Regions from separate parts of the Homo sapiens genome. Here region 1 is linked to region 2. A link is an interaction called in ENCODE POLR2A ChIA-PET data of the cell type or tissue named here. Cell type or tissue: GM12878. All regions are shown on one strand. Links, peaks and the distances in the headings refer to the core of each region. The heading gives the core; the rest is flanking DNA. Region 1 overlaps RRP12 (ribosomal RNA processing 12 homolog). Region 2 overlaps PGAM1 (phosphoglycerate mutase 1).

What was found. ChIA-PET counts read pairs that join two places held together with the same protein. Peaks named below come from ENCODE experiments on the same cell type or tissue, not always from the same donor. Only the 100,000 strongest peaks of a DNase experiment are listed, where the experiment ranks them.
Region 1: POLR2A ChIA-PET joins it to region 2 with 6 read pairs; 7 of 35 experiments call an interaction of 5 or more read pairs at or near these places.

Annotation. Positions count from the first base shown.
Region 1 is chr10:97,358,204-97,363,574 of GRCh38, reverse strand. It overlaps RRP12 (ribosomal RNA processing 12 homolog), which reads left to right. Exons shown (of 34, transcript NM_015179.4): 31 at 2,957-3,029; 32 at 4,565-4,632; 33 at 4,956-5,038. Among named protein-coding and RNA genes, the nearest start is that of FRAT2, 26 kb to the right of the region's middle. In GM12878, for the core only: no CTCF peak of the experiment used is centred there; no DNase peak of the experiment used is centred there.
Region 2 is chr10:97,426,667-97,432,037 of GRCh38, reverse strand. PGAM1 (phosphoglycerate mutase 1) reads right to left here. Exons shown (of 4, transcript NM_002629.4): 2 at 1,385-1,659; 3 at 903-1,083. Among named protein-coding and RNA genes, the nearest start is that of PGAM1, 3.2 kb to the right of the region's middle. RefSeq lists a silencer at 4,674-4,896. In GM12878, for the core only: no CTCF peak of the experiment used is centred there; no DNase peak of the experiment used is centred there; H3K4me3 peaks cover 3,445 bases; H3K27ac peaks cover 2,149 bases.

The DNA of each region.
Region 1 (5,371 bases), core at 208-5,207, 68 kb after region 2:
CTGCATGGGGTGGGGGCATCCACCGTAGGGGAGCATGGCTGTGTGCCCAGCACTGTGCTGAGGGCCCCACATAGCCTCACGAAGATAGGGACTCCGTTGTCCCAGTGACCAGAGGAGCGTACAGAGGTAAGTAGCCTGCCCAGGGTCACAGGACTCAGTCTGTGCAAACCAGGAATTTGAACCCTGGTTTTCCAGTCTCCTAAGCCCAGGAATTCAACCTCTTTGCCACCATTACCCCTGTTGACCTGGCAGTGCTGCCTGCCAGGATGGAAACAGCCTCTCAGCTGCCCCACCTGAACCAACAAGGGTGAAGTGGGCCCAACCCATCACCCAACACCTGTCAGTCTCAAGCTCAGTGGAACATTTCCATTCTGGAGCAGTTTCTTCCCTCTCTGCCCTTCCAGACTATGCCCCAGCCCATCCAGCCTTCCTGGGCACCACCCGTAGGTGACAGAGCCTACATCAGGGTATAGTGATATCGGTGGGGAAGCGGCAGACTCTGGGGTCCCATCTTGGCTTCAGCCTAACCTTTTAAAGCCTCAATTCCTGATCTGTAAAGTGGGGTTATAAATAGACCACCTGGTGGAGTCATTGGGACAGTTTGGTAAGATTGGGCGTGTAAAGTGCATTAGCATAGTGCCTGAAGTGTTACAGACTTCCCCCACATCCCCGTTTTCATTGGCGTCATGTTTGTCAATGTCTGCCCATATGCCTTGCCAAGTGTCCATCTGCCCAGTGTGGCCCGAGGAGGAGTTTGTTATTAGAGCATTGTGACAGCGCAGAATTCTGTTTGAAGAGCTGAGTACATATCCAGAGTCTTGGGTCAGAGAGTAGCTGAGGACCTGAGCAGCCTCTGATGCGGGAAGCCCCTCTGGGATGCCCTTGAGGAAAAGCAGTGGGGCTTCTGCTGAAAACCCTCCTGCCCCTCTCTGCGCCCAGGCAACCACTCCTGTGGGACAGCTTCACCTACTGGGAGTCCTTCCTCTGCTTGGTCTGACATGGGCCCCTCCGAGAGGCCACCCTCAGGCCAGTCTAGTCTCCCTCTCCAGGTGATGGCAGTCGTCTGCCAAACGTGTGTCTGGGCCCAGACTGCCTGGGCTCAAGTCTTTGTTTCTGTGTACAGTGCTTGCCACTTAGTGATGCAAAGTAAGCCATTGTGACTTGATTATTCACTTTTCCTGGAAATCTTTTTCCATTCAAAGCCTCCTGGGTTCCTTAAGCACATCTTCACATGTGGCTTTGCAGATCCTCGGCAGCCTACTCCTCTCCCTGGCCGGGGAGAACCGACCACGGCTTTCTAAGGATGTCCCCCACTGCCCCGGGCAGAGCGGGACTGAGCAGATGCCTTGTCTCCAGGCACTGAGAGGGCCCCAGGGCAGTTGCATTCTGTGGCTGGCTCCTGCCACTGAGACCCCCAGAGGGTTTCTTGCATGGCACTTAGTTCTAACTCTTTTTTTTTTTTTTTTTTTGAGATGAAGTCTCACTTTTTCGCCAGGCTGGAGTGTAGTGGCGCAATCTCGGCTCACTGCAACCTCCCCCTCCCAGGTTCAAGTGATTCTCCTGCCTCAGCCTCCTGAGTAGCTGGGATTACAGGTGCATGCTACCACGCCCAGCTAATTTTTGTATTTTTAGTGGAGATGGGGTTTCATCATGTTGGTCAGGCTGGTCTCGAACTCCTGACCTCGTGATCCACCCACCTCAGCCTCCCAAAGTGCCAGGATTACAGGCGTGAGCCACCGGGCCCGGCCAAGTTCTAACTCCTCGGCCAACCATTGTGGAAGCATGAAGTGCTGGGGTTCAAGTAGCTGCCTCCATTCAGGGCCAGCAGGCTGGGCTGTTGGCCAAGCACCAGCTGAACCAAGAGCCAGCTCAGCCATCATCCCCTACATTGCAGTCGGAGTCAGCTTCCTCCCGGTTCCTGTTTCTCCACTAGGAGCCCACTCAGCTGGGCTTCGGCCAGTGGACCTGGAGTCCCCCGTCTCCCAGGCACACCCTGTGTGTGCTGCAGCCTGTTCGCTCTGCCCAGGCCGATCCCTTTACCTGGCATACCTTTCCCCTGGTTGGCCTCTGGATCCCCTGGGTAGCTGGAGCCCTGGGAATCTGCAGTTTCTAGAGGTTTCTGGGGCACAGTGGCACAGACCACAGTGCAGGGACCAGCCTTGCCAGCTGGGGCCACCTCTGTTTGCCTGCCCTCCCTGCACAGCACGCCTCTGCCTGGCCTGGTTGTTGGTTCTAGGCTCACATCTGATGGGCTGGGGCCGCTGTCGGGCTCTCCCTCCTTCCCTTGGACTGCCTAACACAGTGCCAGGCGCACAGTAGGTGCTCTGTCACTTCCTGTTGAATATAATTGACGAGCTGACGTGTCTTACTGTCCATGATCATACCTGCTGGGATGGTAGCATTGTTGAGGATCAGTGATGACTGGCTTGAGCAGGGGTCTCCCACCCGCCTGAGAGCCCGTGGAGCACAGGAACTAGATCTTGTGCCCTGTGTCCCCAGGGCCTGGCACTTAGTAGGGGATCAGTAAGTGAGTGATTAATAGGGAGAGTGGGGTGGGGTTTGTGTGAAGCAAAGAACTGGTAAAGCTATTCTCTCTGAAGAGGCCAGGGACCTCATTTTCCCCATTAGGAAGGCTGGGTAAGCTGATGTCAGAAGCCCTCTGGGCAATTGCAGGCCTGGGTGGGGCCCAGAGTGGAAAGGAAGAGCAGGAACGGCCGCCACCAGCCCGGCAGTCAGGACATGGCCAGAGCTTCTCTTCTGCACTGCCTGGCTTTGTGATCTTGGACAGTTCCTTGCCCTCTCTGGGCCTTAGTTTCCCCATCTGTAAGTGAGAGGTGGGGTGCTTAGCAGAGGGCCTCTCCTGCTTGATGCAGGGTACTCTGCTGTTACTGTTGGCATTCCCGAGGGTGGGCACATCCCCTGGTTCACTCACTACCCACCTATTCTCTCTCTATAGAAAAAGCACCAGAAGCTCAAGCACCAGAAAGAGGCTGAGGAGGAGGAGCTGGAGATACCCCCTCAGTACCAAGGTGAGGCTTCCACTCCTCTCTCCTGGGACACATGGATCCCTGTCACCTGCATTAGGGAGGGGAGTCACAGGAAGGGGTGGCAGGGCCATGAGGGTGCACAGCCTGGTTGCACTCACTTGGCACCAACAGAGGTTGGCTGATATGACACTCAAGATGGGCCTGGAGTCTAAGGGGCCCTGGGGGTGTGAGAGAGCCTATGGGTTAGGAGATCTGTGCATGGAACCACCAGCCTTCTGAGGAGCCCTGAGCCACAGCTCCTTCCCACCCGCCCAGGCCTCCCAAGAGGCTTGAGTCTGTCCCTTCTGCGAGCTGCTTGCCTCTCTTGGTCACCCTAAGAGCACCAACCGAGTCAGGCTGGGTTTAGAGAAGCCACTTGGCCGGTGCCAGGGCTGGGAACTGGGAAGGTTGGTATTGGGTCTGGCCAGAGGGTTCCCCTCTATTTCTATCTCTGGGCCCACCAGCTGTTGCCCTCCTAGAGCAGCTGCTAGAAGTGCCAAGGTGGCTTCACCTCTGCTTCCTTCCTCCCAGGGTAGCCTTGCAGGACCCCTGCCCCCAAGCCCTTGCAGCAGAGCCCTTGCTTTGCATCTGGAGGTCCAGGGGCTCCTGTGGGAAGCCTCTGATTCCAGTAGCTGGTGTGTCCTCAGCCCTAGAGCATCATAACGCAGCTGCACAACCTCATGGCTCTTCCGCCTGTGGCACCCATGAGCCAGGGCCAGCTCACCTACTGTGCCCTGGGATGGAGTGATGCTGAGGCAGGAGTACCTGCCAATTGATGAGGCAGAGACCTGGGGTCAGGGCTGCTTGCCCAACCTCTGCTTAGCTGTTTGACCTTGGCCTGGTTACACTGTCTGTCTCTGAGCTTCTAGTTTCTCATCTGCAAAAACATGAGGAATGGGGGTGGTTCGTGTTGGTCGTCTCAGAGAGTCCTCCTGAGCTGGCATGGTAGGATTCCATCCACAACTTGTCGTTGAATGTTGAAGTCCAGGCTGGAGAAGACAGCTGACCTTGGGCAAGGATCTTGATCTCTCTAAGCCACAGTGTTCACATCTGTTACAATGGGTTAAATAGCTACCTGCTATCTCAGTGTTTGTGTGAAACCCAAATGAGATAAGAAGGGAAAGCCTAAAATGGCTTCTCTTACAGATGAGGTTAAGAGGCTTGCCTGAGGTTGGAGCTGTAAGTGGCAGAGCTGGGAGTTGAACCTGGCTGGCTGGCTGGCTGAATTCTGTCTGACTTTGGAGAATATGGGTTATTTTTTGTTAGTGTGTTAGCGGAGAATATATGTGTTCCCAGAGGTCTCTGGTAAGCTGTAAGGCTTCTGGGTCAGTCTGAGGAGCCCAGTGATCTAACTGTCAAATCACCAGACAGTCCCTCCTCGAGGAAGGTCTTTGTCCTGGTTTGATAGGGGACAGAGCCAAGTTCCTGGCCTTCACTCATCTGCTCCCTTGCAGCTCTCTCAGAGAGGGTGCCCATTGCCTTTCTGGAGGGGGCTGCCCTGGCTTTGCCTGACTCATGGTCCTGTGTTCTCCCCGTAGCTGGAGGCTCTGGCATTCATCGCCCTGTGGCCAAGAAGGCTATGCCTGGGGCTGAATACAAGGCCAAGGTAAGTGCTGCATGTAGGGCATGGGGTCTCCTGGCACTGGACAGGTGCCAGGGAGGGGCAAGGAGGAGCTGTGCCCATCACTGTCCTGAGAGGCACCTTCCTGGAACTCAACTGAGGCCAGGAAAGAAGAAGGGGTTCAGATGCTAAGACCTTGTGGCATCTGAAATGGGGGACCTTATTGAATGGCCTTCCAAGGATACAGGAGCTCTTTGGCACCACCTAAGGCAGAGGATGAAGGGAGGTTATGGGGCCTGTCAAGTCTAGGGCAGGGACAGAAGGGGAACCCCACCCTCCTAGCTGACTCTGTTTCTCTGGGCAAGCAGAAAGCAAAAGGTGATGTGAAGAAGAAAGGCCGGCCGGATCCCTATGCCTACATCCCCCTCAACAGAAGCAAGCTCAACCGCAGGTATGACGCTGTGCCAGGCAGGCTGGGGGCTGGAGGATGGGTGGGGATGAGGGAGCAGAGTGCTCTAAAGAAGGGAAGGCCTTATTAAACTCTCAGCTCAATTTGAGTCTCTTCCAGCTTTTTTTTTTAACATGCACCTATATCATGTAGCTGGTACCTACCTGTATTACTGACTTGAACTGCTTCTTTATTTTTTTATTTTTTTGAGACAGAGTCTTGCTCTGTCGCCAGGCTGGAGTGCAGTGGTGCGATCTTGGCTCACTGCAATCTCTGCCTCCCAGGTTCAAGCTAGTCTTCTGCCTCAGCCTCCCGAGTAGCTAGGACTACAGGCGC
Region 2 (5,371 bases), core at 199-5,198:
GCCCATCCAACCAAAAATCAGCACACGTGGGCCTCTAGGCCCTCGGGGATGAAGATGCAAATTGAGATTCATGTGTAAAGTTGTGCCTGGTTGTGACTAAGGAGAATTTTTTCTTTTATATATATTTGTTTTCCTTTTTTTTTTTTTTAAGAGACAAGGTCTTACTCTCTCACCCAGGCTAGAATGTAGTGGCACAATCATACCTCACTATAACCTCAAACTGCTGGGCTCAAGCGATCTCCCGCCTCAGCCTCCTGAGTAGCTGGGACTACAGATGAGCATCACCACATCAAGCTAATTTTTCATTTTTCTTTTGTACAGACAAGGTCTTGCTTTGTTGCTCAGGCTGGTTTTGAACTCCTGGCCTCCCAAGGTGCTGATAGTACAGGCATGAACCACTGTGCTTGGCCTTTTAAAATTTTGTAGAGATGCAGTCTTACTATGTTGCCCAGGCTGTCTCAAACTCCTGGCCTCAAGTGGTCCTCCTGCCTTGGCCTCCCAAAATGTTGCAATTACAGGCATGAGCCACTGTGCTTGGCAAGCTAAGGAGGATTTTCACTAGCAGTTTCATTTGACAATACCAATCTAGAGGTGAGCTTCTCAATCTTTAATGTGTATCCAAATCACCTGGGGAATAGATGCCGATTCTGAAACAGGTCTGGAGTGAGACCTGAGGTTCTGCATGTATAACAAGCTCCCAGGGGGTCCAGCTGTCACTATTCTGCAGATCACATTTTGAGAAACAAGGGTTGAGGGTGTTTTTTCACTAGAAGTCAATCTAGACCATCTCTAAAGCTGTTAACATGTCCAGCCCTTCCCTAGACTCCTTTTTACCAAGTCCCTGATTTGTGGCAGTTCTGCTTTATCCTTCCTTGAGGGCGCCTCTGAAAAAACATACATACCCTCCAGATGCTTGACAATGCCCCGGAGGCTGTTGCCATGGGCTGCAATCAGTACACGTTTCCCCTCCTTGATCTGGGGAACTATTTCTTCATTCCAGAAGGGCAGAGCTCTGGCAATAGTATCCTTCAGACTCTCACAGGAGGGTAGCTGATCTTCTGTGAGGTCTGCATACCTGCGATCCTAAGCAATAAAGAATCCAAGTTCACCACTTATTAAGAGTTACATCTGTTAAAAGACTTCATGATGTATCGATTTTGGCCCATTCACATTCACAGGGTTTTATAAAATCTGACTATGGAAACACAAAAAAGGAGATAGTAAACTATCAACCATATCTTCTAGTAAGTGAAGGTCATTCACTGGAGAAGGAAGGATTACAATTAACTATTTTATCATGAATTGTAAGTTCAGTGAGATTAGGCAGACACTACTAAAAGCCCCTGATCCTGGGCGGAGTGACCAAACCTCTGTTTGTCCATACCTTACTGATGTTGCTGTAGAAAGGATGGTCGGGCTCCATCGGAGGTGGTGGGACATCATAGGAGCGCCTCCAGATCTTCACCTGGGCCTCACCATGCTTTGCAGCAGTTTCTGCTTTATTGAGACCGGTTAGACCCCCATAGTGCCGCTCATTGAGGCGCCAAGTCCTCACCACTGGCAGCCACATCTGATCAATGGCATCTAGCACTGTCCAGAGGGTCCGGATCGCTCTCTTCTGCACTGAGGTGAAGCAGATGTCAAACTCATAGCCAGCATCTGGAAATCAGAAGTTCAAAGTGATAAGCTAACCAGGTCTACTCTGAGCCAAAATGTTCTTCAGTATCAATCTCCTGTACAAGTAGTCCAAATGACAATATTTGGCCAAAAAAGAAAATATTTGGCCAACTGTTTTGTTTATCCTTGCACTCTATCCAAGGTCACAGCTATTATGTGGGTTAAAACCTAGATTAAAACCCATGCTGTGGGACTCCAGAATCCAACTTTTCACCACCATCTCTAGCTATCCCCATTTTCCTAATTCCCAAGGATCCTGATGTTTGCATTTCAGTTAGAACTGTCACTTTTTCTTTTCTTTTTTTTTTTTTTTTTTTGAGACGGAGTCTCACTGTCACCCAGGCTGGAGTGCAGTGGCGTGGTCTCGGCTCACTGCAACCTCCGCCTCCCGGGTTCAAGCAATTCTTCTCCTCAGCCTCCCAAGTAAGCTGAGGATACAGGCGCACGCCACCATATCCAGCTAATTTTTGTATTTTTAGTAGAGACAAGGTTTCACCATGTTGCCCAGACTGGGAATTGTCACTTATAAAAGATATTTTACTAGAACTCTGAAGTAAGAAAATTAGGATTTAAATCCCAATCAGGACACAGGAAGAGCTCTTCCTGTACTGATAAAACTTCAGTTTGTTGTATGAAATTTTATTTTGTTTTTGTATTTGTTTGCAATTGTATTTGTCCATTGTATGAAATTGTATTCACTGTGGAGTATGGAAATCACATCACAAACTCTAATCCATGGTTTCTCTCTACTGTAGTCACAAAGTTCCAGCCTAATACCAAGTACCCTCAGAGTATACCTACTTAAATGTTAAACCAAGTTTAGGAGAAGCCACTCACTAAAGAAAGACCCAGTGCTGTGCACTATCTGATTCATCAATGAATCTGTCTTCCATACACAGTAGTTATTGTGGCAAGAGTTATGTTGGCCCAATGAATAGGTTCCAAGAAATCAGTCTTGGCCCGGCACGGTGGCTCACGTCTGTAATCCCAGCACTTTGGGAGGCCGAGGTGGGCAGATCACAAGGTCAGGAGATTGAGACCATCGTGGCTAACATGGTGAAACCCCGTCTCTACTAAAAATACAAAAAAATTAGCCGGGCATGGTGGCGGGCGCCTGTAGTCCCAGCTACTCAGGAGGCTGAGGCAGGAGAATGGCGTGAATCCGGGAGGCGGAGCTTGCAGTGAGCTGAGATCGCGCCACTGCACTCCAGTCTGGGCGATAGAGCGAGACTCTGTCGCACGCAAAAAAAAAAAAAAAAAAAAAAAAAGGAATCAGTCTTATTGATTTTGTTTCATTAAAGATTATTCACCCTCCCACCATAATGGGGAGATAGCCCTTTCCTTGATGACCAAGAAAACATTCCTGTTTTTCTCCATTAGGCTAGAAGGCCCTCTTAGAAATTCAGCACAAACTTGCCTGGATATTGCTTCATATTGGGGTTAGCAACAGTAATTAATAAAACATGAAGTGAATTTTTCTGCCAGTCATTCAAATGAGAATGAGGCCAAGAAGAACTCATTCTTACTGAGTGAGGGCTGGGGAGAACTAATCACCAGGAAAACTCACACCACCCACAAGAGAAAAAACAGGTCTCATCACTGAGCCGCCAGACAAGTCCTAGTAGACTCACTCACTGTCGCCTTCCTAACTGTAAGGAAAGGAATGGCTCCCCAACAAAAGGCTGAGACACCCGGAAGTGAATACCCACAGTGCAAGCCTCAGCTGGGGAGCTTCAGGCTGTTTCACTGCAATTATTTCCACTTGCAATGAGGCGGCTCACTTTGGACACATAAATAGGTCCTCAAGGAGAAAAGAAGTTCCGCTTAGGATTCTTAACAGAGAACCTGAAGAATCAGAGAATAAAGCCTCTTCCTTTAACTTGCCCATCAAACTAAAACATAGCCAGGGGCACTCACAGGGGTAGGAGTGGACAGTGTGGTGTGGACTCCATCCTCCCCCAGGCCATCCCTCTCTTAGCAGTAAGGATGCATGGGGAAACTCAGTTCTCACTAGCTTTCTCCAGAAATCAGATTCAAGGCTGTACAAACCCTATCACTTAAAGCACTGAGGAATTATTTATATATATGTATTCGACCTTTTAAACCGTTAAATCTTTTAATTTTCTATACTGTTAAATTTTTAATTTAATGCTAACATTTATTTTAAAACTGAAATAGGATCTGTTATTTTACAGAGATTACAAGTTTAACTATTTGATTAGTCTCAAACAGAGACAACATGGTTTAACGTGGACTAGTCATTGGGAAACTACCACGGACTGATACAGTTCTTCCTGCCACAGAGCTAAAGAAAATGGCCTCCTTTACCAGCACTTTCCATTTCCCAGCCTCTCCTAAAAGATGAGGTCACACCAGGCCATCTCAAACAATCACTCCCCTGCCCACCCCACCCCGCAGAGGTTTACATTTACCAGACTGTCCTGCGTTTTGCTTCATTTGAGAAGGATGGTACAGTGAAGGCAAGAAGCTAGGAGAGCAATCTGAGGCCAAATACCTGTGCCTCATCAATGACCCTTGTGAATGGCTGCTTCTTTGTCCAGAGGTTAGAAGGGAGCAAAGGAGGATCTGCCCCTATCATCAGCGGAAGCACCTCTTCAGTCCAGGGATTCTTGGCCGTGCCGGCAGCAGGGAATGCTTCCTTATTAGCATTCCAACACCACAAAGAGCAGACTGGGGCGGGAGCAAGCCTGGATAGGCAAGCATTATCTCACAGCCACTTCCACCTTTGCCCAGCGTCCTTAGCCAAAAGCCTACCAGTTCCTCACACCTACCTGTTACTTCACCCAGGACTAGGGCGAGGACACTGGACTAGGAATCAGATATGACCTTGGACAAGTCATCTTTCCAAATACTCACTTTTCCCAACTATAAAGGGGCCTTGGAAAGATGAGAAAGATAAAATCTTATCTACTTTATTGGGTAGAAGGAGCAACTCGAATCATTCATTCATTCACTCAAGTTACATCTACAGATGCGTTTTGGACACACTATTTGTGGAATGCTACTGAACAGCAAAGACCTGCACAACCACGCGGATTTCTTGGTGTTCTGAGGCTTGTTAGGCACCCCCAGGGCCTCCACCTACTGCTGGGGACGAGGCTGTGTGGCGTGTCGATCCGCTAGGATCCGTAGCCGCCTCTTGAGAGGCCTTGGTTACAGCTGCTTTAAGGCACAGGGCGTCCTCCAGGAGCACCAGACTGTACCAACCGCTTCTGGCGCTAAGGGAACCTGAAAAAGACCTGGCCGCCATAGATGGTTCCATTAGGGCAAACTGTCCACGACTTATTATTATTATTTTTTTTTTCTGGACAGAGTTTCGCTCTTGTTGCCCAGGCTGGAGTGCAATGGCGCGATCTCGGCTCATTGCAACCTCCGCCTCCCGGGTTCAAGCGATTCTCCTGCTTCAGCCTCCCGAGTAGCTGGGATTACAGGCGTGCGCCACCACGGCCGGCTAATTTTGTATTTTCAATAGAGACGGGGTTTCACCACGTTGATAAGGCTGGTCTCGAACATCCTGACCGCAAGTGATCCACCCGCCTCGGCCTCCCCACATGCTGGGATTACAGGCGTGAGCCACCACGCCCGGCCTGTCCCCGACATATTAAATGTTCAGACTAGAAAGGGAAAACTGCGAAGTGGTGTCGTGGGGAGCGCAAAGGGTTGCGGGGCGACC